Regions from separate parts of the Homo sapiens genome. Here regions 2, 3, 4 and 5 are each linked to region 1. A link is a contact called in ENCODE Hi-C or POLR2A ChIA-PET data. All regions are on one chromosome and are shown on one strand. Each heading gives the region's core, a stretch centred on a gene start or an enhancer-like site at or near the end of the contact. The rest is flanking DNA. Distances are from core to core; before and after follow the strand shown.

Region 1 (5,906 bases), core at 1,274-3,773:
TCAAAGGCCAGACAAAGGAAGGCAAAGGAAAACACATAAGTTCAATCCTTGTCCCTATTGTCTTCAAAATACATCCAGACACTCATTACCCACACACAATTTTTGACCATCCCAGGTCTCCTACTGGGCTGCTTCACTGAGACGTGGCTCCAGTCCAGTCCCAACTTTATCTACTGTTAGCCTTCATCCTTGGCTTTCCAAGAGCCCCATTCTAGATTAGGGTTTGCCCAATCAACTAATTCAAGAAATAACTGATAACAATATAGAATTATGGAAGAAATCAACAAAATAAAGAAATTTCCTCCCAAGTTACTCTTCTTGTCTTAACAGCCACATTCCAGCACCTGCAATCAAAGAGCCAGGAACATAGGAATATTTGGCAAAACCAACGAGAAAGCAGCAGCGGGCAAACTGTCCGTAGGCAACTGCCCGAGCCTTCCCGGCATAAGGCTGGCTCTGCCCCATGCCTTTCTTTTAATCTAGCCAGCTGGTCACCCTGTCATAAAAAAATACTATAATAGTCCATGAATTCTTTATAAATTCTTGCCATATATTTCTTAGGACACTGTTCTCTTAAAACCTGATATGAAGGTAATTTTTCCATTCGAATGTCCCACTTCCCCCTGTGAAACTCAAAATCCATACCTATACCTCCTTTCAGCTATCCCAGCCCAGAGTCCCTCTTTATAAATGTAAATATGGGCTCTTCTCTGGTTCTTCCCTCCTTGCCCATTCCATTAATCACTAAGATGGACATTCAGGGTCCTAACATGAAATAAATCAGATCCCCCAGTCCCGTGGAGCCTATAGACAGTACATGGAAATCTCCTGATGGCAACAGATTCTCTCCATTATATACTGAGCAGCACTTTTAAGGCAGCTCACAGTGCAGCCAGGAAGGCAAGACCTTGGTCCTGCAAAGCAGCCTTGGCCTCTAAGATGCCTTGTGCAAGTATCAACTAGCTTCCCCCTGAATATTCTCATGTCTTCCTGCGACTTCCTCCACCAGGTACTGGTCCTGGCTTCCTCAGTCATCTTGGCCCCTGTCCATCTCTTACCTCTTGGCATCATATGCCTTGGCACCTGGTAACCGACTAGAGCTCCTCAGCACTCTCCAGCCCTTGCCTCCAAGACTGATGGTGGCCTGTACCTGTGGACACCTGGACATCCCCCCAGGACTCTGTCCATGCCCTCAATCTGCATTTGACTTTTGCCTGCTGTTCCTGTGAACTGGCCTCTGCATGCCCAGGTTTTGGTCTTGTCATGCCCTAAGCACAGACTGGAATGACTCTTCTTTGCTCTCAGTGGTGTACTCTGTTCCTCTTCTGGGTGTAGCCTGTTCCTGTTTTCCTGGTTGCTTTGAAGGGAGGAGGGACAGGTAAAATGGAAGTACTTTTACCATGAGACAGCTTTGTCTTTTGGATGGCATCTCTTAGACAATTTATCTCCTCCGGCCATATTTTTCTTGAAACACCTTTTTTTTTCCTATGATATTGATAAAAGAGGCATTTTCCTACTTTTAGGGACATCTTCTGCCCTGTCAAACTCAATCTTCCTGATCTAAAGCCACTTTGATATCTAAAGAGCTACTCATCTATCTTTCACTTTGTGGGTTTCATTTTCTGCTTGACTATTAACCAAACAAACCAAAAGTCACTGGGTAACTTAGAAACAAAAAGGACCTTGTAAAGGGAAAAGGCTAGATGGGAGCAGTTGTGGCCACTCACCTGCTTCAGTAAACATCCCTGCTTGATAATGACCCCTCTGAATTCTTCTTTCAGAATCACATCATCATCACTGGAATTCTCTTCACAGAAGAACCCACTGTCTGGCTGTTGGAAAATCAAACAGCAAGCTAACATCACCAGTCTTAGGCACATTGCAACTTGTGCCATCTCCATTCCCCCTCCCCTCCAGCCATGAGGGCAGCCTCCTCCTTTTTCCTCCATTCCTGTGTACATCCCAATCTGAACTTCAAAGGTCCTTGATGAGCGAGTTTCTCCTCCTCCTTTTACTTGCTTCCGGGGCTGTTCCTTTCTTGTCTCCACTCAGGTGTGATCTTGTCAATATCCTTTTATTCTGGAGGGTCTCCCAAGCTGTATCCTAACTTTAGCTCCATCTTCCTAACCAGGCACATGTCTGCCTTCAAAGCCTTCCTTCTCTTGGGATATCATGGTCACATCCTTGAAAGCAGGGCAGGCTAATTTCTCATTGGCAATACTATCACCAGCTCAACATTTGCCACTGAGCCCCCTCTTGGAGAAAAGTGACAGCATGTGTCCAGCCTCTTCCCCTGAGGTTATGAGGGAAGTGGGACTTGCTCAGCAAAAGTAGATGATGAATCAGACCGAGGAAGAGGAGCCACTGTGATGGGTATTTTTAGAATCCTGCATTGAAATGGCTATAAACGACCAGATCAAAGGACTGAAGAAAAAAAAAAAACAGACTGTGGAACTTCCCCTAAAGTGAAATGAAACCCTCTAGGGTGTTCACTTCATGTTTATAAGAAGAATGGTTCTCTTAGGTAACTTCCTAAATTCTGTGCTCTGATCCAAGATAGAAACAAAACTGCCAAAATCCCCCAAGAAATCCACCATTGCTCACATGGCCTAAGAACAGGTTCACATTGTATAATATAGTGTTTCCCAATCGTGGGTAAGCATACTGTGGGAGGTACACAAGATGACTGCAGGAAGTGACATCTGTGGACACATTTTGTATTAAGAGTCATGTGTTTTAACATACATTTGGAATAATGCACTTAATACATCAAACCTGTGATTTATAGACTCCTGTCTGGAAAGGAAGCTGCAGTAGGGCAGGATTTTTGCCTGTCCCTCCAGTACGCTTGTCTACGTGGCTGTATCTTCTTGTCTTAGAGAATGCTTGCCATGGACTAGGGTCTAAGACAGTTTTATAAATGAATTATTGCTTAGAATAAGAATAGATAGTTGGGAGGCAGAGGCAGGTGGATCACTTGAGGTCAGGAGTTCGAGACCAGCCTGGCCAACATGGTGAAACGCTGTCTTTACTAAAAATACGAAAATTAGCTGAGTGTGGTGGCGCATGCCTGTAATCCTAGCTACTCGGGAAGCTGAGACAGGAAAATCGCTTGAACCCGGGAGGCGGAGGTTGCAGTGAGCCGAGATGACACCACTGCACTCCAGCCTGGGTGACAGAGCAAGACTACATCTAAATAAATAAAAAATAATAATAAGTAAATAGGAAACAATAAACTTTAAAATGTCCTTTAAAAATTTTTTTTCAAGTAAACAGTAGTATCCTTTTATAATAACAAATTCACTTGGACAGGGCGAGTGTTGTAGAGAGGGCAGCTGTTGAGTTGGGAAATGCTGGTATAACAGAAGCTCTAAATGGGCCTGGGAGCTTCAGGTATTCCCTTGTTCTTCCTGGCTGACCTCCCTACCCGCTGCCTAACAGCGCTCTATAGATGTCTATGAACTGAAATCAATCTAGAATCTGCTCAGGGCAGCCTCCCTTACAGGAAGAAGAGATGGGGAGCTTTTCTTACAAAGTAGTAGAAGGCATCAGGGTTGTCCAGGAAAGGGTTTTCAGCAGTTCCATCCACTGCACTCTTGGACATGTCTCCAGCAGGCTGCAGATACCCCTCATTGAGCAGCGATGAAGCAATCATGAGGCCTTCCTGGCGATTCCTAACAGACTGGTTGGATACCAGCCAATCAATGACGCAGTTACCTAGATGGGACCAGCACAGGGAAGGTTAACTCTCCTTACCGAAGAACAAGCCCCTGACAATCACCCCTGAACTGACTCCAGCTCACCCACAGGTCTGACTTGTCTCGTCTCCCCTGTTATTTCAAGAAAGAGAAAACAAAATAAGTGGGATAGATACCCACTAGAAACAAACAAACAAACAAAAAACTATGTAAAGGGTTTTTAAGAACATCTACATGCTGCTTAAGAAGAAACACATGACCAGGTATGGTGGCACACCTGTTGTCCCAGCTACTCTGGAAGCTGAGGCAGTAGGATAGTTGAGCCCAGGAGTTCAAGACCAGCCCAGGCAACATAACAAGACTCCATCTCAAAAAATATGTACCCTAAAACTTAAAGTATAATAAAAAATAAATAAATAAAAACAAAAATAAAATAAAAAAATAATAACTTTAAAAATAAAAAAATAAAGTCTTTGTCTTAAAAAAAAGCAACACATGCATCAAAGAAATAGGTTTTACTAACCCACTCACTTATCCCATTGATGAACAAACATTTACTGAGCACCTACTCGATGCTAGGTACTCTACTGGGTGTTGGAGAAATTCCCTCAAGGAGTGTAAAAGGGCATGATGGGTGTAATAAATAAGTCTTGTAACAAGTGCTCTGCTATAAGTCAGTTGCGAGACTACTGGGTCAAATCTGAAGGTGTGAAAGAGGTGAAGGAGGTGAGAGAAGAGGGCTGTGCATCACCATCAGGAAAAGATTCATAGAGGAAGTGACACTGGGCAGAGGCTTAAAATATGAGTAGGCGTTTGCCAAGCATATGAAGCAGGATGCAGAGGAACCAGCACAAGCTGAGGGGGCAGCAGTGTGAACAGATGCACTCAGGCATAAAGCAGCCCCATGGGGCAGGGGAGGAGTTGGTGGAAAGAAGGCAAAAGGAAATAAGAGGAGGAGGGAGGTGAAGGGTGGGTGGGGAGAGCTTTGATGGCACAGTAAGAAATTTGGCTAATGGGAAATCATTTTAAGTTTTTAAATAGGAAATAATGTGATGGATATATGTCCTAAATTAAAATTTGATGACATCACCTGCACTGATTGTCATGACTTTGCAGAGTCTAGCAGGGACCTTGAGAAGTCATTTAAGCAATCTTCTGGTCAAGAGATGATTGCAAAGAGAAGAAAATGAAATTGACCCATACATTGGATTATTAGCAGGTTACAATGAAGCTTTGTATTAAAAACAGCATGTTTGTTCTTACAACAAAAAAAGATAGATATTTGAGGTGATGGATACACTAGTTACCACGATTTGATCACTGCACAATGTATATGTGTATCAGAACATTAATTGTGCCCCATAAATACGTACTATTATGTGTCAATTAAAAAAGATAAAAATAAAAAGCAGTGTGTTCCTTACAAATGTAGCCAACAAGGGAGTCAACATGACAGCCTGCCTGTCCTGTCATCCGGGCAAAAGCAGTAGGGATGCCACCCTCAAAACAGGAGTGACAGCAGTTGGATAGCGAGCCTTCCATGAATTTCATGTATGAAAGGCTTTTGCTCACTTTTCTTTCTCTACAAAGATAAACTAAGTGACACTGCATTTCTTCTTTTTATCTTCATAGCAGCCTGTGAAAGAGGCAGGGTGGTAATTGCAGTCCTCATTTTAAGGATAAGAAAATTAAGGCTCAGGGAATCTGAGTGATCTTAGGCCAAAGTTACAACTGCTCTGGGCTGTCACTTTTAAGTGTTCTAACCCTTGCATCCACGCTCACTCAGTGAGGCATGCTGAAGCTTGAAAGACAAGTTTGGTCTAGTCTGCCTGTCATCGGACATTTAAGGTCTTCCATCATGTGTCAGTACTGCTGGGTCCCAGTCTCTGCTACAGCCTTCATCTCCCAGCCGAGGCCACCTGACTCCCCCATGAAGGCTCTACCCATAGAAATGTCCAAAACCCACCCTGGCCTTCAACAAGAAGGATTTAAGAAGTACTAGCCCACCTGTAATCTTAGGGATTACAGGCCACTTTGAGAGGCCAAGGCAGGCAGATCACCTGAGGTTGGAAGTTTGAGACCAGTCTGGCCAACATGGTGAAACCCCGAATCTACTAAAAATACAAAAATTAGCCAGGCATGGTGGTGCACATCTGTAATCCCAGCTCCTCAGGAGGCTGAGGCACGAGAATCACGCTTGAACCCGGG
Region 2 (5,906 bases), core at 1,360-3,859, 380 kb before region 1:
GATTTTTGTGAGGTCTGGGGTTTGAGTGGCTCTGGTAAGGTAGCCTTCCCCATTCATTCATTCATTCATTCAAGATTGAGGACTTGACATGCACCAGAACAATTTTGGGTCCTGAGGATATGAGATCAGCCAGACACAGCCCTGATGGATCTGGGAGACCCATTCATGGAAGCAAGAAAGGAAATCAGAGAACAAGGCCAGTTTGAACAGGCAGGTGAGTCCAGTTCTGGACATGATAAAGTGTGAGGGTGGACTGAGAGCTTCAAGCTTCCCGAGAGTTTTGCTTTTGATAAGTAAGGCTTATGAATTAAGAAAGAGACTAGGGGGAGAAAAGAGGTGCAAGTGAAAGCCAGAAGATTTGAGTGACGTGAAAATCTCAGACCAGAAAAGTTATTTGCATAGACGTTCAGGAACCAAAGAAAAGATGGCATAGAGGAAACCAGCACAGAGGGAAGCATTTCTAACTTGAGGCTGTGGGGATAAACTGAGATGCAAGACAGAAAAGGGTGCTGTTTTCCTTGGGATTTTTAGTAAAGCTCCACACTTCCTAGAAAAGCATCTGGCAATTGAAGCATCTTGATAAATATTTGCTGAGTTAATAAAATAAATGTTTTAGAACGAAATGTGAGCCACCATGCAGGCATTTTGTATTTGCGAGAAATATTGGCCAATTTACCTATTGGCGGGATTTCTGGATATGTTCACTGCATCCACTTGAGCAGAGTGGACGATGGAAGATATAATCCCTGATCTAACAATAATGAATATCAAGTTACTTATGTATTGAGTACTTACCACGAGCCAGCCACAGTGCAAGCACTTTATAGAGCTGTGTCATTTAATGCTCATGCTCTTTATGTAAGTACCATACTGTCACCCTCATTTTTCAGACCAGGAACCAAAGCTCACAGAGGTGAAATGATCTGCTCCAGTTAACAACTAGAAATCTGATTTCAAAGCCCAATATCCATACCTAAGCCACAGCCCAGAAAGGAGCATGTATTCTTGTGGTGAAGAGAGGCATCCACATTGGAGATGGAATCCATGTCTAGTAATTCACAGGGTTAAAGAATCCAGAGTGAAGTGGACAGGAGAGACCATGCCACCTTTCACTGAGCTGGGAACAAAGCCACTACTCCTAACCTATCATGTGAAGCAGCTGCCTCAGCCCCACCCATTTTGCCTCTAGATTGTGCACAAACAATTTTGTGCTATTTCCGCCAGTGTATGCTCTGCAAGGCTCAGCAGGCCTCGAAAACACAGTGACAGAGAAATGGTACTGAAACCTCAAGCCCACCACTGAGGCTGTGCTGATACCCCAACAAGAAAACGGACATATTAGGTAATCCTGCCACGTCTTACCAGCTGCTACCCAAGCTCATGTGGAGAGACCTAGGGATTCTGAGCAAGGTCCCACGTGGCCGAGGCATGGGAGGGAGAGAGAGTGAGCTAAGCTACCGTGGGCCGGCAGTCAGGCCCACACCACAGCTGAGGAAGGAGCCGACTGGGGAGCTCTCTGAAACAGCAGACCTGGCATTGCTACCACCTGAAAATGATAAACAGATTCATACGTCCCTGCCCACACCCCGCACACATACACACACGCAACGCCCCTGCCACATTCACACATACATACATGCAGACCCCCCACCTATCCTGTTATCAGACTGCGGGATGATGGCCCTCAGTTTCCACCCAGAAGGAAATTAGGACATGTGACTTCAGAAACTTCAGGCTCGCTTTCTGTATCCCTTTTCTGTCTTCAAAGCAAACGCCACCCCCCCATTGAAAAGCACCCATCATTCTTTTGAGTTTCGTTTTTAACTTTAGTATGAAAAGCACTGCCCCTTCAAAAGGCATCTTTACTGTGAGACTGATGACAGCAAAGGAGCCTTCTCTCTGTACCCTGAAATTAAACCACACGGGTCTTCCCAGGGCACTCACCCTTGAGACAAATTTGTATAACCGAATTCATAGAAATATCTAAAAGTTGTTCCCTAAATGCCTGCCTCAATACTCCGGAATTGGGCAGATTTCATTTTCCCATGTTCTATGGATTCTAGAAATGCCCTTTATTGTTTGACAAGTGACTATGTCAACCTAAAGGAAAAGAATCTGCTTTGGAAAGGGGCTTGGCACCAATAACTATGTGTTCTGCAGGAAGAGGTAAAAAATGCTGTCTTGGTAGCAATATGAGACAGAGGGAGAGAAATTATCTGTGTGTGTGAGAGAGAGAAAAAGAGAGAGGGAGAGAGAATGACAGAGAGTGAGAACAAGAGAGAGGGAGAGAGAATGACAGAGAGTGAGAACAAGAGAGAGAGAGAGAGAGAAGGGGAGAGAGAGAGGAGTACTGGCTTTCTGTTACTTCTTTCTTATCAGCAGCTCTGGAAACCTGAGCCAGCAACAAATATTGCAAGGTTTTTTTGCACGCCAGCAAATTTGTTTCACCTAGGGTGCCTCTCCAGGGCCACCCCTCCAGTGTTCATGTTTTGTGGCTTTCGTGTTTCTTAGGAATTTAGAGTGCAGTTGCCTCTTGTGGGTCTGTGTGTCTCCATCAGTTGCAACACCTTACCCAGCCCTCTCCGCCTGTCTCTGCATAACAGGAAGCCACGTGTAATAACAAGAAGCTTGCGGAAGAACACTGCCCCAGAGCTGCCTCTTCCTCAGCACAAGGCAAAGTGGAGATTTGGCAATCAGAGGGCAAATTTTCTCTGTAGAAAATTCTTTGACAATGTAGCTGGTTAACTGCATATGCAAGCTACCTGCTTTCCCAGGCGTTAGTGTAAGGAAGAACAATTCTCATCAGGTAGGACTGCAGGATAATTAGTGCAGTAAGCTCTGCCCAACACCCTAGTGGTGTGTTACATTAGGAAGAGCAATCGAAGTACTGACCCCTCCATTGCCAAAGCTAGTCATTTATTTTAGGTAAGAGGTTTTGGTTCACTAGTCACTAGCATTCATAAATAAATAAGTGCATTAGGATGCTTGAAATATTTGTATTGCATAAGCATGGATGAATTATATGGCCTGAGTAATTCACAGGAAGGACCCTTCCAGGGCAATGCTCAAGTACTGGCAACTACCATCAAGCACTGGCCCTTGAGGAGGCTACAAGCCATTACAGCCTAACAGACGTCACTCCAGTCAGTTTCTGGGGCCTCTACAGGTCTTAGGGAACAGTGATTTTAAACTTTAACACTACTGAGAGTTAAAGTGACCAATGAATAATGCTAGCAGTGGGGTGGGCCCAGGAAACGAGTCATAATATGTTTCTCCTATTCTACAACCTGATAAAAAGATTTCATTAAAAACTGAGACAATTTGATCATGGATAAAGGATAGATGATACCAATGAATTATTGATTAGTTTTGTTAGGCGTGATCAGGACAATGTGGCTAGAAAATAAAATTTCCATATTTTTAAGGATGCATACTTAAGCATGGGGAAAATGTGTCTGGGATTTGTTTTAAAATATCTTAGCATAAAAGGGAATAAAAGAAAAAGAAAGGGATAGATAAAACAATGTGACGAAATATTCTGTTGAACTTCAGTAGTGGGTCTACATGGGGGTTCATTATATTTTCTCTGTTGTGTTTGGAATGTTGATATAATAAATGATCTTTTTAAATATTTTATTAGGCTTAAAAATAAATTCAATAGGCTTGTTGGGTTTTTTTTTTTTTACATGTCAACTATTGCTCTAAACTTCAACTTGTCTATTTTCCAAGGTCTGCATTTCAGACCTGTTACTCCTCAGAGCACAGCGGAATGACACTACACAGATGTTATACCACTTACGTACACATTCCCTCCCAGACAGATCCGCCTCCATATCCCTGCACTGTCACTTTATCAGCTGATGAATGGGAAGAACTGAGGGACTTACTGAGGCTGCCAGTATGGATAGTATTTCCTGTAAAGTCAGCTTTTACCCCAACACTTACTGGCAGAGAGAGAGAAAGGGCAGCAGAAACCGGAGGGAGCCCAAGGGTGGTCTGTGAGGGAACTCAGGAAGGAATGACCACCTAGAATTCTAGGTGACCTCATGGCAAGAGCTTCCATTTCCAAATTTCCATTAAAATGACAAAGGGACTAGCTCAATAATAACAAGGGGAGATCTAAAATGAAAGTAAAAGTAAAGAAGGATTCTATCTGCATGCCATTTGGGGGGAAGACGGATTTCTGCAAGATGTAGGATAGGCAAGGCTAAACTGAAGAAAGCTGTTGGTCTCACAACTCAATGCATATGGAACAGCCTGCCCCAGAGGGAGCGGAAAGGGCCCAAGAAAATCCTGCACTAACAACACCTAGAGAGGAACAGCAGCAGCATGGAGGCAGGGAACAGATGGAGACCTGAGAGCTCCTTCCAAGTGCGCACAGAGGTCTGGCTGGGGCATGTTATTTCCAGTTTACCCTGGGTGCCCAAAGTCAGGCCAGACAAAAAGTAACAGCTCTGTCCTGCTGGCTCCTCAACCAGGTCACGATACCAGTGAGAACAGAGGGTGCCTGTCCACCTAACCTGGAGCTACACAAGAAGAAAAACAAGAAGAAAATGAACTTTCCTTCAACAGAGAGGGTAGCTACCCTCCCTTAACCCCTTAACTGGATGCGTCTTAAAAAGTTACACATAAGCTTGCCATAGCACCCAGCAATTCCACTCCTGGGAATCTATTCAGGGGATGTGAAGGCACACGTCCATAACAGTTTTTGAATGTGAATGTTTCTAGCAGTATTATAGATGATGGTCAAAACTGAAAACAATCCAGAAGCCACAAACAGGTTACTGGATAAACAAAATGTGGGAAAGCCAAACAGCGCAATACTACTTGGCAACACCAAGGAGCAAAGGACTGATTCATGCCACACAAAGAACCTCAAAAACATTCAGCTAAGTGAAAGAACCTGAATGCAAAAGACAACAAATTATATGAGTCTGTGCATAAGAAATATCCAGAAAAGGCAATTCTGTAGAGACAGTGGTTGCCAGGACTGAGGGTGAGAGCAGGGATTGATTGCAAAACGGCTGGAGAGAACTTTTTGGGGTAATAAAAATGTCCTAAAACTGGACTATGGTAATCATCACACAACCCTATAAATTTACTAAAAATCATTGAATTGTATACTTACAATGAAGGAATTTTATGGCATATAAATTATACCTCAGTAAAGTTTTTAAAAGAAAGATTAGAAACTAAATAATATATATAACTGCCATACACACAAAAAACCCACCATGGAAACAGTGAAGAGTAGAACAGTTTCTGCAGAAAAAATGAGAATAATTTTCTACACTTTTTATGTGGTGAAACATGCCAGAAACTCTGCAGAGTTAGAGATTTTTGACTGTTTTGTCACTCAAATGTCTGGAATATTCCAGGAATGCAAGAATACTTCAATATTTAAAAAACTAGTAAATGGTTTAGCCCATCAATAATTTAAAAAGTCTTATGTTTTCAAAGATTATGAACTTGCTTTTGATAAATTCAACATTAGTTTATATTAAATGTTAGTTATAAAGAACAGAAGATCACATTCTTAGGTGTTAAAGTGTATCTCAAACCGAAAAAAGGGGAGGGAAGAATTGAAGGAACGCTCTGTATTGCTGAAAATGCAACTACAGAAAATTGGAAGAATTAAACATTTTTAGGATTCAGGCCAAATATTTGCTTGGTGTTTTAACTGTATATGGAAAAATGATGAAGTACAGCAGAGAATCTTCAAAGAAACAGAAAATGACACAGCAGAATACTTCTGATACTTCTACTGTGTCATATAATTGAGAGCTGTGAAGTTTATGAAAATTTTCACTGCTGTGACACTTTGCAATTTTGTTAAAGATTTTTTAGAGTTTGATAAAGAAAGCATTCTAAAATTCATGAAAGATGATCAAATACAAAAAAGCCAA
Region 3 (5,906 bases), core at 2,552-5,051, 350 kb before region 1:
CCTTTATCTATCAGGGACCGGAGGCTACTCATGGAAAGCAAATACTTTGGGCACAGCAAACAGACCACATTCAGTCCATAACCCAGGCTGGTCTGGTTAGCATATAGTAAGTTTGGTAATGAATTGTAAAGAAAGCACTCACCACTTTCTGATGTTCAGAAAGCTGAACATCAAACAAACACAAATCAGTTCACCATGGGCTATATAGTTTCAGGATTCTCCTGAAACTGGGGAACCAGCATTTCAGTGTTCAAATAAGGTACAAAATGTGCTCAAGTAGACTGGCCTGGTCATTGGGAAGCCATGTAACTCTTTCAAGAAAGCCCTGTAACCTGGGGCTGGAGGTCCAGAAAGTCTGGACCTGTCCTCCAGTGATGACAATTCAGTTAAAAAGGCAAAATATTTGAGTAACTGCGTGAAGGCAGTGAAAGGCTGTCATGATTCTAAAATTGAAAATGATAAAGGATCACAGGAAGAAGTGTGTGCTCTTGGCTCCACCTCAAGTCAAGACTGTTTGTTCTGCATTTTCCTTTTTCTTCCAACCCCTATTCCTGCCAGGATCAATAGGTCAGATTCAGGAAGTTCTGTGACTTTTCTTCATCACTGCATGAAAATCTGTCAGACTCATGGTAGTGGACTCAGGTGAGTCTGCCATCCAGCAAGACCCTCTTCAGCTCTGAGATGGAAGTACAGTGGAGAGTCCCTCCCCTCGCTCTCAGAGACTTTCACTTTCACTCCAGCTCACAAGATTCTGGGGAAACTGGAAGCATAGCTCATCAAAAAAAGCTAGGGCCCCTTTCCTGGGTCACATTCTGGGTCAGTGTCTTGCTATTTCACCAAGGGCCCATTCTAGTGTCCTTCCTAAGCTATGGCCTGGCTCCCTGAGGACAGATCTCAATAAAAGCCTCCAAAAAATTGAGCTACAGAGTGAATCATGAGTTAATATTTGGGTTCTAGTCCCAAATGACCTTATATTCCACCCTTTTGGTGATCATCTACTCCAGGAGTTCTCAATTAGAGAAGATATTACCCTCACCCCCATCCCCAAGGAACACTTGGCTATATGTAAAGACAGTTTTATTTGTCACAACTGGTAGTGGTAGGGGGGTGTTACCATCACCTAGAAGGTAGAGGCCAAGGATTCTGCTAAACATCCTATAATTCACAGGACAGGCCCCACAACAAAAAACTATCCAACCCCAAATGTCAATGGTATCTAGGTTGAGAAAACGTTAAAACCACAGATTGTCAGCTTTCCTGACATAACTCCCAGTTCCACAGGTCTTCCCAATAGAGGTAAGTTTCTTTGATATATTGGTAAGCCAGTTCCTACAGTTACACCTGGACACAGGATGCTGGAGAGGGGACTGGAAGTCCTGTGACTGAGTCAAGGGCTCTCCCCCATCAGAGGACTCAGATTATGATCTGAATTCTAGTTCATGTGACACTTATAAATGCATCCTACTGTAGTCCAGTCCTTCAGGGTGACAAACTTATAGATAGCATGGATAATGACAAGGGCTCCTCTGTATTTCATTATGTCCTTATTATTATTTTTTCATTAAGTAATACTAAATAACATCATCTGCTTGTTTTTGTTGGCTGAAGCATTCATTCAGCCAACAAATATTTATTGTGTGCCCAGTTAAGAACAAGCACTGTGCCCTATACTAAATGGGTGAAAACTGTCTGCTGGGGCTAGTGAACATAGACCACAGTACCTACAGCAGGAATTCTTCCTCAGGTGAGGATGAAAGTGGGGGGTGCTTGTCAAAATGCAGGATCCTGGGCCTTCCTCCAGAGATTCTGATTTTGTAAGGATGGTGCCCAGAAATCTGCATTTTTAGCCAGCACTTGATGTGAGTCTGATATAGGTTATCTATGGGACCATGCTTTAAGAAACATTGGTAAAAATCATGAAATTCACTCAATCAAATCCCAGACCTGAGTATATGCAGTCTTGAGCTCTAGTGTGGTAATTTCCTATATCTGTGAAAAAAATCATTTAACTATTAATTGTCTCAACTTTCTTGTTTTTTAAACCAAAGGAGAGTAAGACCCTAATAACCTGTGTTCAAACATAGGTGGAGAGAAGGCAGAATGACCTTATTTATGTAGAAGCAGGACACTTTCAAAGGAACAGAACCATATAATTTGTATGACATAGATTGAGCATTAGCCAAGTACATTTGTATCAATGATAGTTAGGAGGAAAATCTCTTGCTTTTGTAAGAGGTATGAACATTACCTTTTCTCTGAACTGACCTCAGCATACAATCATTCACAGCTTGATTAGGGAACGCTAATCTCCCCTAGTTATCAAGATAAATGGCTTCTCTGATTACTCTGTTTTCTTTCAAACCCTTTCTCAGACCTACATCATTAATGCTCCGCTTGTGACTTTTCAATGGAGCACTTATTTTAGTAGCACACTTAACCCCATTAGAGGTTCAAATCTAAACCTTTTTCCAAGCAAAATTCCTCCAAGCTGTTAGAAACACCTTAATACTTATCTATATCTAATATCAAGGAAGTTATCTCATGTATGGGTGAGATACATAAATGTAGGCAATAGTTTTCAGCCCGATTGCTCTGATGTGAATTACTGTGACCAATTTAGCAATAGAAGAAATCTATGTAAAGAACTTCATAACGAATATATAGATTAAACTTAATGTATCACTATCATCATTAGAAGGACAGGGTATGGATTAAAGGCCAGACTATCTCAGAAAATATGCCAGTCTCCCTTAAAATAATAAAAAATACATCTCTTTTCCAACTCATCTAAGAATTCCCTCCCATTCTGTTCCTTTAATTATATTTTTATTAAGTAAGGTCTTTATTATACTTTAGTACGTTTTTATGTTCCTGTCTTGTTTTTGTTGTCTACCTTTTGCTACTACCTTTTAATACACCTTGACTCCTGGGCTCACAAAACAGAACACCCATTGAATTTACTTACAGATTGAGCACTTCAAAAGACTCTAGTCTTTGTGCTCCTGTTCAGAACCATTCAAAATATGGATGAGTTTCCAAACAGGAAGGAAATGGAATATGCTAAAAACTCACAGTTTTGTGTGTAGTCTGTAGCCTTAAATCATCCGAAGTACCCCAGATCCTGCACACCAAGGAGTGCCATCCCACTGTTTTGTCCAAATGAAAGAGAACCCCCTCCCAGCATTTTAGAACTTGGACCTGGCATGCCAACTTAAATGCAAATGGTCCCTCAAACTCAGATTTGCTGCGAGATCCATTTTTAAGTAGACTATGCTCCCTGCAGACCAACATGCAAATGGTGCTCGAGTATACGTAAGAATCACAGAGGCAACGAAAAGACACCAACCATACCTATTTTCGCAGCCTCCACTTTCAGGTTGAAATCCCAGTTCCTTGGCAATTTTAGGGACATTTTGCTTCCAGTTTAAGTGAGTAGTTAGTGAAGCGGTGAGTCTGTCACAGTTTGCGCCCTTCTTGTCTTTTCACTCTTTCCCTCTGTTTTTGTGTCTGTTTTTGTTCCTCCTTATGATTGCTTCACAAGCAATCTTAGGCTTGAGGCTGATTTGCCAACGTGTCTCCTCCTTTCTCTTAGATGAAAGGTCCATCCATCTGTCACTGGAGGATGGCACCCAAACTCCCCCAGCCTCCACCCTCAGTCCCACAGGGGCTAGCACCCTGCTTTTCTTGCTTTCAGTTTTACCAGAAATATCCCAGTTGACACTTCCCTCTGCGTCATGGGAAGCAAAGCTCCTTTTCGAAAGAATCTCAGGCCTTACTGAGTTGAGGTCGTGATAAACAACTGCTGCCTCTTGGTTTTGTGTGTGTGTGTGTGTGTTTCTTTTTTAACTGTCTGCTTCCTTGCATTTGAGGAAGTGGGTGGCTGTTCAGTGAAGATGATACATTATGAGCACTCTTTCTTGAGAAAATGGTTTTTGGAAATGCTTGAAAAACCAGAATGGTTGCTTCTGTTATAAAAGATTACAGTTTTAATTAGAAGAAAATGTCGAAACTCCCATCATCTACTTCAACTCTAAGCTCTCCTCTTCCTCACCTAACGGATCAAGCATCCAAAAATGGTCAGAAAAACAACAAGCATTCCCCCAAAGTTATCTTCTTTTAAATTCTTCCTGCTGTAAGGACCATGTCGCAAGCTCTCCAGGTGCTCAGGATAAAGTTTGCAAGTGATCTCAGCCTGATGTAGGGAGGGTTTTGATGTATTTGGCTTAATGAAGCAACTTAAGCTAGGTCGACCCACTCACATATCCTAAGGGTTCTTTGGCATTGTACACAGGGTGTGGGCTTTAGAATCAGGGTGTGTGGGCTGTATACATGGTGTGGGCTTCCATTTGCTAGCTCTTCAACTTTTGAACAAGCAACTGAATCTTTCCAGACCTTAATGTCCTCATCAGTAAAATGGGGTTGATAATAACCACAACTCAAAGGGTTTTTGCAGAGGAATCTAGTGCAGAGCTTGACACAGAGTGGTTGCACCACACACATTAATTCAACCTTTATTCTATTCTATTTAGTTCAGTTCTGTGACAAGCTTTCATGTTTAACTGGGTCAGCCTAACCTAGTGCTTAAGCATTTGGGCCCTGGAAACAGATCACTGGTAGTCAAATCCTGGCTTTCCTGCTGTGGGACTATGGACAAGTTTCTTGACCACTTTGTGCTTCAATTCTTATCTGTAGATGGGGCAAATAATAGGGCTTACTTCATAGGCTGTTGTGAGGCTTTAGTAGAAAAGCCAGTACAAAGTGCTCAGAACAGTCACTGCTAGCCAGCATCTAAGCTGCACGCCTTGCTCCATTCATTCTCCAACTCTCCTAGATGACTCTGTCATACTTTCTTCTTCACCTGCCACTTGCTTACTCTTACTGACGACCTGGGTTCCCGTTTCATTGAGAAAATCAATGTAACTGAAAGAGAATGTCCACAAGCTTCCCTCACTCTATCTGCTCACCTACCTGCATGCAAGCTGTATCCCTGACCTTATTCTTGGTACAATGGGTGAACTGGCTGTTAACACTCTCCCATCCCTATTGCATCATCAATTTCTTCTCTCTCTTTGATCCTTCCTGTCAGCGTTCAAACTTACTATTTTTTATCCCATAAAAAATCTCTCTGGATGCCACCACCCCCTTGGGCTAGAGTCCCATTTCTCTCCTTCATTTCTGAACCAAGCTTTAGTAAGAATTGTCTAACTTGCAAATATCTCTCCTCTTATTCTCTCCCGAATCCCTTGGTTGATGTTTTTGCCCCTATGACTCCACAAAATATATTCTCATCAAGGATACCTACGACTTCCCTGTCACTAAACTCACAGGTCAGGGCTTCATCTTCATCTCACGGGCCCATCAGCAGTGTCGGACACATTTGATAGCTCTCTCCAACTCTGAGCCCTCTGTCCATGGGGCTCCCACGGCCCATGGTTGGCCTGGCTGTCTGCCTGCCTTTCTGGCTTTTCCGTGTCTGTTTTCTTGCTGATTCCTTCTCATCTCTCTGACCTCTAAATATTGAAGGAAACCAAGACTCGACTGGACTCTTTTTCCATCCACACTCACACCTTGGTGAGCTCATCTGTCTCAAGGCTTTAAATGTCACATATTTGCAGATGATTCCAATGTGTATTTCCAGCCCAGACCCCCTGAACTCCAAATCACATGGATCTCTGCTTAGATCTATAGTAGCCATCTCAAACTAAATGTATCCAAACTGTATATCCAGAGAACGAGGCTGAAGGAACAGTGGTGACCTGGTGTATACTCCTGTCTTCAGGAATGAAAGGAGCACAAGAGAGAAGAACCTTGCAAGCGCATTTAACGCCTCTGCGCACACCCTGTCTGCTCACATTCCATTGGCCAACACAGGTCACATGGCCAAGCTCAAAGTCAGTGAGGCCGGA
Region 4 (5,906 bases), core at 1,956-4,455, 330 kb before region 1:
TCTTTAAGCATGGACTTTAGATCAGTGAACGCGACAGGTCACTGGACAAACCTGGACATAGGCGTACCTTATTCTGAGTTTGGGAATAAAACAGGTGATTATGATGGTGGCATGAGTCAGGTACCAAGAGAAGGTCAGAGGCTGGGACCCATGGGGGTCTGGGTACCAACCCCTGCTCTGTCATTACTGGGATTTCTGAACCCCAGACTTCTCATCTACATGGATAGGGTGATAATATCTACTGTGGGGTATTCTTATAAGAAGTAGGTTTCATGTATATGTAAAGTGCCTGGGTCATAGCAGGCACTTGTTAAACAGTAGTGTTAATAATCATTAAGTTACCTTAAAATGGTATCTGACAGCAAAGTTGTGGTAGGCTGAATAACAGCCCCCGAGGATATCCACATCCTAATCCCTAGAACATGAGAATGTGTTCCTTTACATGTATATAGAAAAAAAAAAGTTATTTTTTTCCTCTACATTTTCAACACTTTGCATCTGGTCACCAAAATGTGGGCGTTGTTCTTATTTGTTTGTTTGTTTTGTGGGGTTTTTTTTCTTTTTTTTTTTTTTTGCCATGTCGACCAATTCCCTGATACCAGCTGGGTGTCCTACAATTCAATTCGGTTCTGACACTATCTACCTGGAGTTAGCATCAGGTGCCACAGACGAAGGGCGCAGTCTTTCAAAACTGCCCCCACTTCAGACACCAGTCAAAAGTCCAGGGTTCTCACTTGTGCTTCTAACAGACTGGCCATAAACTGGGGCTCCCATGACCCTCTCCTTGGGGTTGATAATTTGCTAGAATAGTTTAAAAAACTCAGGGAGACACTTATTGTGTTTGCCATTTTCTTTTATAATAAAGGACATAAAGAGGTATATAGGATGAGGTCTGGAAGGGCTCTGAGTGCAGGAGCTTCTATTCCTGTGGAGCTGGGGTGCACCACACTTCTGGTACATGGATGTGTTTACCAACCCCAGAGCTCTCCAAAACCCATACTTGAGGGAAATTTTTTTTTCTTGGAGGCTTCATCATGTAGGCTTGATCTATTACTAACTCAATCTCTAGCTCTTCTGCCCTCCCCAGAGAATGAAGGTTGGGAATTAAAAGTGCTAAGCTTCTAATCATGGCCTTGTCTTTCTGATGACAAGCCCCTATCCTAAAGCTATCCAAGGCCTCATCAAGAGTTGTTTCATTTGAATAAAAGACACTCTTATCACCCAGAAAATACCAAGAAATTTAAGAGCTCTGTGTCAGGAACTGGACTCAAAGACCAAATGTTAGAACAAATGATGCTGCTAGTACCCGTACCACTTAGGGAATTAGAAAAGTTTAGGAGCTCTATGTCAGGAACCAGGGTCAGAGACAAATATCTCTATCTATGTATCTATCTAGGTATCTATGTACCTATCTATCTGTCTAGGTATCTATCTATTTATCTATCTATACATACACACACACACACACACACTTATATATTTCTTATTATTTCACAATATGGTAAAAGTACTTTGCAGATGCGATTAAGTCAAGGATATTGAGATGGGGATGCCATGCTGGATTATCCAAGTGTGCCCTTATAAGAAGGAGGTAAGAAGAGATTTGACTGTAGAAGTAGAAAGTGTGAGTACAAAACAAAGTTCAGAAAGATGGAAGAAAGGGGCCATCAGGCAATGCTGGAAGCCTCTAGAAGCTGGGAAAGGTGAGAAAATGATTCTCCCCTTAGATCCTCCAGAAAAAGAAAATGTGATGTGATGCTGCTGGTCTCTGGATCAGACTTTGAGTAGCCAGGCTCTAGAGGTCTACTTTGAGGGGACACATTTGATTGGCAAAGAAGATACTTTTTTTTTTTTTTAACAAATCTGCCCTTAACTAAGTTCCCAATTCTCTGTAACCCTTTATAACACTCTTTGATGAGTGCATAGTAGCTGCTGAGTGTTCACAGCTGGTAGTACACCATTTACTTCTACTCCCACCAAGTGAATTATCTGTTGCCCAGCTAATGCATTCCAAGATGATATAAACCGTACTTACTATTCTAATTATATGATAAAGTGGGTTACTTAAACCAATGAAATATGAGTGCAAAAGAAAAAACAGAGCTCTTTTTATGAATATTAAGTTAATGGCTTTGGAAAGGAAGAATAAATTTATATTGGCAAAAATATGTCAATTCACATGTGGGTAAGTGGAAGGGGGACTCATAAAAACCCCTACACTTGGAACACCTTAAAATATGTCTTAGTTTTCACTCCCACTTTAAAGAAACCAGAACTTTTCTGCCATTGCTTTATGGATAGTGTTTATACAAAGAAAAGCCATAGGAATATGCATCTGCTTTTTAAGTTGGAATGTGAAAGGCCGAGTGACTGCTGTCACTCAATAGCGGTGATGATAGGTTTGCTCACAGCTCAGACCTTTGGCTTCACATATGCAAGACTGCAGTTTTTACCTAACACCCTTGTCAAGCCTCAACTCCACAAACCTGTCAGAGGCTGTGATTAAGTTATCGTCTTTTGCAGAGGAAGTGTCTAAAGCTTAAAAAGAAAAGATTGAATTGACTCAGTTCTAGAGCCAGTAAAAGCCTCAACATCCTGACCCTGGGCCAGATCACAATGCTTCTCCCATACTGTGCCTTTTAACATAGAGGTCCCTGATTCACACAGCAATGAACCTAAGGTTTGATGTATTCAGTCATGTGCCACATAAAGACATTTCTGTTGATGACAGATCCCATATACAGTAGTGGTTTCATAAGATAATAATATTGTATTTTACTGTACCTTTTCTATGTTTAGATATGTTTAGATGCACAAATACTTACCACTGTGTTACAATTGCCTACAGTACAGTAACACGCTATACAGATTTGTAGTCTAGGAGCAATAGCCCGTACCATATGGCCTAGGTGTGTACCACCTAGTTTTGTGTAAGTATATTCTATGACATTTGCACAATGAAATCACCTGAAATCACCTAACAACCTATTTCTCAGAACATATCTTCATTGTTAAATGATGTGTGACTGTATTTAACTAAAACAGAAACATTAAGGAATACACATAAAACAAATACTGCGAAAAATATTGAATGTCACATTCTGACATTTAAAGAGAGATAGAATCTACATGAATCGTTCAACCAGGATCAAAGAGTAAAGAGAACGACCAGCTGTGGCAAAACCATGTCACAATGAAGGAAGTTTGGTTCAGAAAACTTATACAGTAGAATAAGGACGCCTATCTGAGATGACCCTAAGATCCCACGGTGGTTTCTCACCAGTGTAAGTGCTACCTCAAGATAACATCATGTGGTTGAAGGTTTGAATAAAACGATGTATATACATTCTCAATCTGCTTGTGCTGGACAACTGAAATTTCAGTTTCACAAACTTATGAAGGCAAAGGGACCCATGTTCTTCATCTTCTTAGAGAGAAAGATGTCCACCCAAGCTTCAGGGAAGGATAGATATAATCTAGGGCAAACTCAGGAGCTCTGAGAGCCCCTCCCCATCAAGTTGACTCACCACAGTGTCCCCATCTACCTTGAATGGTCTGCATTTTGGAAGAAGCCACAAAATGAAGAGTTAAGAATCATTTCCATAGCATTAGCGTATGTTCCAAGAGGGTTACATGGATGTCCCAGAGGGAATCTTGCTGGGCAGCTCTCCTCCTCCACTATTTCATCTTTCTTTCTTCTTTTGAAAAGGGAGAATGATAACCAAGTCTCAGTAAAAGCAAACAATGAAACAATCTGGGCCTTCCCATTCAAGTTGGCAAGCCAAACACTCCTTTATCTCTCTGCTTTCCCCAAATAGATGGCAGTAAGGAAGATAGGAAGAATGGCGGGCACAGGAAAGGATGGGCAGGCCAAGGATTTTCATTAACTTCTGGAAGCCTGTCAGTGGATGGAATTACACTCAGGAAGTAACATTAGCAGAGGGAACAACAGCTCAGAACATGGCCCAGAGAAGGATGAAAGAGGGCAGGGCGCCAGAAGGGCCCCGGACTCAGAAATGGCAGGTGTGAAAACGACTGAAAATACCTATGGAATAAAGAGTGAAGTAGATTCATTTCTCCTCCCAACCGCCCTCACCTGTTCATGTAATAGTGGCTTTTATGGCCCAGCCTACCCAGAGAGCTGTTCTTGGCAGCCACTTATCTATGTCTGGGAGGAGATACAGTTCCAGAATGGAACTGTGTTCGGGTGCCTCACTGCTAAACCAAACTCAACATGTTCTTAACTTTAAAAAATAATACATATCATACAAGAAGTCCACAGTAGGATGGCTCCCAGATGGTTACTCTTGGGGCTCTGGCATTCATTCCTCAGGCATCCAGGTTCTTCCCTCGGTTCACCTCCTCCACTCAGTGTGTCCACAAGATGGCAGTAGCAGCCCCATGCCTCTCACCTACACGGGAAAGCACCCGGTGCAATGCCTCTTACTCTTCCCAAGCATCTTTTTCAAGAGCACGACCGCCTCCCGGAAGCCCCTAAACAAGCCTCCCATTGCACTGCATTAGCCAGAGCAGGGTCACGTGCCCACCCCAAACCAATCACTGGAAGAAGAAATGAGTTTTGTCTCTTTGTTGTTGTTGGTGGTGGTGTTTGGTTGTTTGATTGGCTGTCTTAGAACGGGGCTTCTCAAACTTGAGCAGGCATCAGAATGGCCTGGAGAATTTGTTAAAATAGCACATGGGTTGCTGGGCGCCACCTCCAAAGGTTCTGATTCCATAAGTCTGGGGTAGGGCCCAAGAATTTGCATTTCTACCAACTTTTCAGGCAGTGCTGAGGATTCCAGTTCGAGAACCACTGGATTTGAGGAAGCAACCAACAGTGAAAAGTCCCATCCTCCCCAGGCACTTTAGGAGTGGTTCTAGCCTGACTTCCTGCTCACAAGGTTCAAGTTAAGCCTTCCAGCGCACAAGCCCCACCCTCATGCTCAGGGCTAGTCATGCCTCTCAGTCAGGGAAGTCATGATTCTAACCACCAGAAGAGCTAAAAGCAGAAATGTCCAAAAGTGGCAACCTCAGGGGAGTGCTGGGAGAGAAGGGGAGGAAGGGAAGTGAGACATTTTATTATTGTCATATGCCCATCTGAACCCATTGTATTTTTCTTTCCTTCCGTATTTTAATAAAAAATACTTTTTAGTGCACATTTTTTTTCTACTAAGGAATATTTTCAACTTTTTGCCCTTCTCCAACCAGGCATTTCTGTGTATCAGGATGAAGGCTGTGCCTGCTCCTGAATGACTACTGGGTAAATAACGAAATTAAGGCAGAAATAAATAAGGTATTTGAAACCAAAGAGAACAAAGACACAACATACCAGAATCTCTGGGACACGGATAAAGTAGTGTTTAGAGGGAAATGTATAGCACTAAATGCCCAAAGGAGAAAGCAGGAAAGATCTAAAATTGGCACCCTAAACATCACAATTAAAAGAACTAGAGAAGCAAGAGCAAACGCATTCAAAAGCTAGCAGAAGACAAGAAATAACTAAGATCAGAGCAGAAGAAAGAGATAGATACAGGAGAAACCCTTCAACAAATCAGTGAATCCAGGAGCTGGTTTTTTGAAAAGATTAACAAAATACATAGACCACTAACCAGACTAATAAAGAAGAAAAGAGAGAAAAATCAAATAGATGCAATAAAAAATGAAAAAGGGGATATCACCACTGATCCCACAGAAATACAAACTACCATCAGAGAATACTATAAACACCTCTATGCAAATAAACTAGAAAATCTAGAAGAAATGGATAAATTCCTGGACACATACACCCTCCCAAGACTAAACCAGGAAGAAGTCAAATCCCTGAATAGAACAATAAGTTCTGAAATTGAGGCAGTAATTAATAGCCTACCTATCAAAAAAAAAGCCAAGGACCAGACGGATTCACA
Region 5 (5,906 bases), core at 1,203-3,702, 270 kb after region 1:
CAAGTAATTAGGAAAAAAAAGTCCATCTTAACCTCTGGCCTGTTTTTTGAAGGCATTGTTGTTGATTAGGGTTAGGTTCAGCTGCGGGTAACTGAAAACCCAAAATAAAGATTACGCATTATCCAGTGTGCCTGTTCCAGTTGAACCATCACATCCACATTCCAGACATCAGAAAAGTAGGAAAAGTAAGAAAAAGAACATCTTGCACTTTGAAGAGCACTTTTGCTTGTATCCATTGGTGATGATTTGGTCCTGTGTCTCGGTCTCACCTATCACAGTGAGACCGAGAAGCATAAACCTGATTGTGTGCAGTGTTATACCCGGCTACCATTTGGGAGTTCTGGTCCTGAGGAAGTAGGGAAATGGATGTTGGGAGGTGTAACTGGATTCTGCCGCCCTGACAGAGCCGTCAAGCACGGCCTCCCTGGCTGCGTCCTCCCATGAGGTGAAAACTAGGGCGCTACCAATGCGTGCTTCCTTAGGCCAGATCTGGGTCTTGGCACCCAATACTCCCTTTTGGCAATTGTATCTTCTCCATCAGCTCTTGTAAACCAGACACCATGGAATCCCTTGGTTTTTTAAGTTACTTTTATTATCCTTTATGTGCACCAATGCAAGCCCAGCCCAGTACAAAAACAGGAAAGGAAAACTCCCCCTACACACTCAAATTGATCTTCATACTACATTTCTTTTCTTGGGAATTTGTTTGTACTTAATAATAACTTCTTTCGAATCCCAAATACCTTTTCCACTCAGGGGCAGTACAAAGTCACGCGCAGTAGAACATGAACGGCGCAGCTTACCTCATGCGTGTCCATAAACTCACCAAAGGAACTTGAAGGGAGAACAGTGTCTTTATGATCCGGCGTGTCTTGGTACCTGCTTAAAGTCACTTTTGCTTGTGATTTAGCTGGATACACTTTGCATATATACATGAAAAATAATTTTTTTTCTGGGAATGTCTAAGGACTATCCAACACACAAAATGATTTCATCCTTTTCTGAATGAGAACAGCCCGAAAGTTTCTGGCAAATACGCAGGGTTCGTGAGATATGAAATTCAATTATGTCGTGGTACATAAGGTCCGCCTCTTCACGACTTTCAGTGGATTTTCTTCCCCTGGGAAGGAGGCCCCTCAGCCGCACGTTCCGAATCCCAGGCCGTCCTTGTACCTGAAGACCCAGTGGTGCGCTGCCCCCTTGTGGGAGATGTGGGCATTGCAGACCTTTCAACACAAGGAAACGGAATTTGTCTTTCAAATGCAGCTGGAAAAATCTATCCTGTTTAATTCCCAGGAGGCACGCAAGCCAAACTGGACCTTGAGAAAGACATTATCTTACAGAAATGTCTTCCAAAAATGTGATTGTGTTTATGAAGAAAACCCACTTTGTATATAACAACACTGCATAGCATGCCTATGCTTCTTTTTACAGAATGGGTTTTTTAACCAAAAGTTGGATCATTAGCTTTATTATAGATTCAGTCTTACTGGTAGCATCACAAGGCTAACTTCCAAGAGAAAATATTTGGCTTTTTATAAAGTGAGGAATTATTTTGTAAAGTAAATAGTACATGCCTCTATCTCCTACCAACCGTTTATTCTGTAAATTCTGATTTTAACGAAGCATTTCTCAGAGTAAGGACTTCTTTATACCATCACTTAACTTCCTGCAGGAATTCTAGAATTTCTCTCCATCTTCTTTGCACCAGATCCAATGTTTTGTTTTGTTTTGTTTTGTTTGAGACAGAGTTTTGCTCTTGTTGCCCAGGCTGGAGTGCAATGGCACGATCTCAGCTCACTGCAACCTCCGCCTCCTGGGTTCAAGCGATTCTCCTGACTCAGCCTCCCAAGTAGCTGAGATTACAGGCGCCCACCACCACGCCCGGCTAATTTTTGTATTTTTAGTAGAGACGGGGTTTCTCCATGTTGATCAGGCTGGTCTCGAACTCCTGACCTCGAGTGATCCGCCTGCCTCGGCCTCCCAAAGTGCTGGGATTACAGGCATGAACCACCGTGCGCAGCCATATAGCCACTGTTTTTAAAAGCCATTTCTGCACTACCAAGTTAGTGAGTAGCAGCCCTCCACCTGCCCACCTTTGGCGTATGGACCATGCAGCTAAAAGAAGCAACACAAAATAAACTGTGGTCAAAAGAGACTCACAGTTCTCCCTCACACCGGAGGCTGAAGACACTCACACTTCCTCCTTTTAAGTCTTCAACTTTTCTTCTTTATGACACCCAAGGCTTTCATGGCCAGTCAGAACGTCAGTGCCAGAAGAGGCCTTTGAGACCTCTGCACTCAATTTCTGCATTTGAAGACAGACCCAGGCCCTCATCTCCTGACCCCTCATCCAGTGATATTCTCCTGCACCTCCCTGAGGAGTTGCTCAACACTCTGATCCCTCCGAGAAGCCTGGGGTACCTCTAAATTTAACATGCCAGAAACCGAGAACTCTATGCAAACAACACCACTGCTCAGAGGTGATAAGGGTAAGCAAATAAACCACCAGGGAGAAACAGAAGCAGAGTTTTGGCTCTCACCACCCTGTAGATAAACAAGTGTTTGATCTGGGCTGAGCACATCCCTCATCTGGTGAGAGATAACATTCACACTCAGAGGGAGTCTGTGCTTGCAGCCAACAGGTTTGGAACCCTATTGAGCGCTGACCTGGCCGCACACAGACTGAACTAGGGCTCAGGAATGATGGACCAGGGGAAATTTTGTTACCACCCAGGGGGAAAGAGAGGGTCTTCCTGCATTCCTAAGAGCTCACAGGCTAAAGGGCCCTAAGAAAGCAGACACAGAAGACACAGAAGCCTCAGCTAAGGGGGAGTCCTGACGGCCACAGTCCCCACTAATCCACTATGGGCCACTTAGGGCTTGTTGTGAATTTTCCAATCTGTTCCGTAAAGCTTCCTAGGAAGAATGTCAGAAGCCTTATTCTCTTGCTCTCGGTTGAGGCTATGGAAGCTAAAGAAAGCAGTATATGCCAGGCGAGGTGGCTCACACCTGTAATCCCATCACTTTGGGAGGCCAAGGCAGGTGGATCAATTGAGGCCAGAAGTTTGAGACCAGCCTGGCCAACATGGTGAAACCCCATCTCTATTAAAATACAAAAAATTAGCTGCATGTGGTGGCATGCACCTGTAGTCCCAGCTACTTAGGAGGCTGAGGCAGGAGAATCGCTTGAACCTGGGAGGCAGAGGTTGCAGTGAGCTGAGATCACGCCACTGCACTCCAGCCTGGGTGACAGAGTGAGACTCCATCTCCAAAAAAAAAAAAAAAGAAAGAAAGAAAGACAGTGAATGAGGAGTAAACTTGGAGGGAAACCAGTGGCCTGTCTCTAGAGTCTTGATCAGGATCACATTTATAAAGATGATAATGTTGACAATAATAATAATAGCTGCTAATATTTGTGGAGTGCTTACTATATTGTTTCTCTCATGTTGTATTTTTAAATCCCCACCACAAAACTCTGGGGTAAATACTATAGTTTGTTGTTGTTGTTGTTTTGAGATGGAGTCACTCTGTTGCCCAGGCTGGAGTGCACTGGCATGATCTCGGCTCACTGCAACCTCCACCACCCAGGTTCAAGCGATTCTCCTGCCTCAGCCTCCCGAGTAGCTGGGATTACAGGCGTGAGCCACCATGTCTGGCTAATTTTTGTACTTTTAGTAGACATGGGGTTTCACCATGTTGGCCAGGCTGGTCTTGAACTCCTAACCTCAGGTGATCCACATGCCTTGGCCTCCCAAAGTGCTGGGATTACAGGCGTGATAATAAACTCTTAACCTCACCATTTTTGTATATAAGTGGAGGTCGTCAGAGCACTTTTTTCATCCATTTTGCTACTTGGACTTAAGGATGAAAGTCCTATTACAAACTGTTGTCACAGTGAATGTTGGCATTGGGAAGGGTGCTGGGGAGAACAGGGAAAGAGCACAGGAGCCTGAAAGGGGAGGAGGGGGAAGGGATTTCCACACACTCTCGCCACAGCCTGTTACCGTCTCCACGGCAGCAGAGCAGCAGGTTGCCTCCCCATGCCCACTCTCCCCTCCCGCCTCAACAACAGGAGCCCATTTTAATCACAGCACATAATAAAGACTGTATCTCCCAGTCTCCCTATCAGCAAGGTGTGGACACTGTGGAGCATGAGGATGGGCCTGTCGTCCAGAGGGGGTAAAAACAAAAGCATAAGGAGTCTGGCCCTGGTGATCTGGGAGCCACCATACCTGCCCTAGGCTGTTTACCTTGATGACTTTGACAATAGACAAAAATACTTGTTTCTTGTTTAAGCCAATAAGAGGTTAGGGCTTTCCCTTGTATTCATGAATGAATGTCTTCGTACATTTTGTGATGCTATAAAAGAATACCTGAGGCTGGGTAATTTATAAAAGAAAGACGCTTATTTAGCTCACAGTGCTGCAGGCTGAGAAGTTCAAGGGCACAGCCCCGGCTTCTGGTGAGGTCCCTCACTCATGCTGCCTCACAAGATGGTGGAGAACGTCAGAGGGGAAGCAGACATGTGAGAAGAGAGGGAAAGCCGAAGGGCGTCTGACTTTATAACAACCCACTCTCGGGAATGAATCCATCCCCACGAGAACTAATTCAGTCTCACAAGAGACAGAGCTCACTACTGGGAGAACAGCACCAAGCCATTTATGAGGGATCCACCGCTATCACCCAAACACTTCCCACTAGACCCCGTGCCCCAAGAGCACCACATCGGGGCTCAAATTGCAACATGAGCTTTGGTGGTGACAAACCAACCATATCTAAACCACAGCAGAGACCTAATCCTAACTACTAGCTGCTAACTTCTAAAAATTTTTACAGAGGGGAAACAGGCTCAGTGAAAGTAAGTAACTTTGTCCAAAGACATGCAAATATTACCCAGCAGAATTCGGTTTTGAATCTGTCTGTCTGATCCAAGACTTCATCTTTCCAGCATGGTCTATACTAACAAATGTAATTGGACATGCGTGTATGTGGTGCTTTATAATTTGCAAATATTTTCTTATATATTATGCAGTGTCTACAGTTTGGAATTTTTTGGCTGCAAGCAACAGAAATAGACTCTGAATAACTTATATGAAAGAGGACTCTTAGGAAGATTTAGGGTAGTAAATTAGACAGAGATCAATTAGAGAAGCAAAGCACTAGGGATTTCTTTCTTTCTTTTTCCTTTTTTTTTTTTTTAGATAGTCTCCCTTCTTTGCCCAGGCTGGAATGCAATGGCACCATCTTGGCTCACTGCAACCTCTGCCTCCCAGGTTCAAGCAATTCTCCTGCCTCAGCCTCCCAAGTAGCTGTGATTACAGGCACGTGCCAGCACCCCTGGCTAATTTTTGTATTTTTAGTAGAGACAGGGTTTCATCATGTTGGCCAGGCTGGTCTTGAACTCCTGACCTCAAGTGATCTGCCCACCTCAGCCTCCCAAAGTGCTGAGATTACAGATGTGAGCCACCGCACCCGGCCTCTTTCTTTTCTTTTTTTTTTTAATAACATAATGGGTTTATATTTACTATAGTACTTCTCATCAGGAGGATGTACTCAGTTAATATAAAGTTGTTTTCTTAACATTAAATCTCTTTTCTATGTCAATGTCTATATTGTTTTTTCTGTTTTTTTATTTATTTATTTATTTATTTATTTATTTATTTATTTATTTATTTATTTTGAGACAGAGTCTTGCTCTGTAGCACAGGCTGGAGTGGTGCAGTGGCACAATCTCAGCTCACTGCAACCTCCTTCTCCCGGGTCTGGGTCCCAGTTCAAGCAATTCTCCTGCCTCAGCCTCCTGAGTAGCTGGGATTACAGGCACACGCCACCATGCCCAGCTAATTTTTGTATTTTTAGTAGAGACGGGGTTTCACCATGTTGGCGAGGCTGGTCTTGAACTC

What was found. Hi-C counts contacts between places; a loop is a spot of excess contacts on that map. ChIA-PET counts read pairs that join two places held with the same protein, here RNA polymerase II (POLR2A). Pooled maps may share reads with other maps.
Region 2: a pooled map shows a loop between it and region 1 (5-fold over the local background). The contact joins two enhancer-like sites. A Hi-C loop is called at or near these places in 2 of 37 single-sample maps with no recorded cell type and 8 of 50 pooled maps.
Region 3: a pooled map shows a loop between it and region 1 (6-fold over the local background). The contact joins the promoter of ARHGAP25 here to the enhancer-like site in region 1. A Hi-C loop is called at or near these places in 3 of 37 single-sample maps with no recorded cell type and 10 of 50 pooled maps. POLR2A ChIA-PET finds 5 or more read pairs at or near these places in 1 of 52 experiments (OCI-LY7).
Region 4: a pooled map shows a loop between it and region 1 (8-fold over the local background). The contact joins two enhancer-like sites. A Hi-C loop is called at or near these places in 7 of 37 single-sample maps with no recorded cell type and 11 of 50 pooled maps.
Region 5: a map with no recorded cell type shows a loop between it and region 1 (5-fold over the local background). The contact joins two enhancer-like sites. A Hi-C loop is called at or near these places in 2 of 37 single-sample maps with no recorded cell type and 2 of 50 pooled maps. POLR2A ChIA-PET finds 5 or more read pairs at or near these places in 1 of 52 experiments (GM12878).

Annotation. Positions count from the first base shown.
Region 1 is chr2:68,384,313-68,390,218 of GRCh38, reverse strand. It overlaps PLEK (pleckstrin), which reads right to left. Exons shown (of 9, transcript NM_002664.3): 5 at 3,533-3,717; 6 at 1,728-1,832. Among named protein-coding and RNA genes, the nearest start is that of PLEK, 22 kb to the right of the region's middle. RefSeq lists enhancers at 1,024-1,073, 2,324-2,743, 2,764-2,943. Within about 2 kb of position 2,523, at least 7 of the 41 ENCODE cell types and tissues checked have a DNase peak (open chromatin) inside an H3K27ac peak, as active enhancers do; they include GM12878 and OCI-LY7, where a contact is called at or near this core.
Region 2 is chr2:68,763,139-68,769,044 of GRCh38, reverse strand. The region is part of intron 1 of ARHGAP25 (Rho GTPase activating protein 25); the gene reads right to left. Among named protein-coding and RNA genes, the nearest start is that of ARHGAP25, 31 kb to the right of the region's middle. Within about 2 kb of position 2,609, at least 17 of the 41 ENCODE cell types and tissues checked have a DNase peak (open chromatin) inside an H3K27ac peak, as active enhancers do.
Region 3 is chr2:68,732,706-68,738,611 of GRCh38, reverse strand. It overlaps ARHGAP25 (Rho GTPase activating protein 25), which reads right to left and starts at 3,801. Exons shown (of 11, transcript NM_001007231.3): 1 at 3,352-3,801. The coding sequence starts at 3,412.
Region 4 is chr2:68,714,097-68,720,002 of GRCh38, reverse strand. It overlaps a transcript of ARHGAP25 not described here. Among named protein-coding and RNA genes, the nearest start is that of ARHGAP25, 18 kb to the left of the region's middle. RefSeq lists enhancers at 4,424-4,503, 4,772-5,066. Within about 2 kb of position 3,205, at least 14 of the 41 ENCODE cell types and tissues checked have a DNase peak (open chromatin) inside an H3K27ac peak, as active enhancers do.
Region 5 is chr2:68,117,862-68,123,767 of GRCh38, reverse strand. It overlaps the pseudogene PPIAP64. Among named protein-coding and RNA genes, the nearest start is that of DNAAF10, 37 kb to the left of the region's middle. RefSeq lists enhancers at 1,037-1,331, 2,180-2,259, 2,270-2,439, 2,670-2,829. Within about 2 kb of position 2,452, at least 4 of the 41 ENCODE cell types and tissues checked have a DNase peak (open chromatin) inside an H3K27ac peak, as active enhancers do; they include GM12878, where a contact is called at or near this core.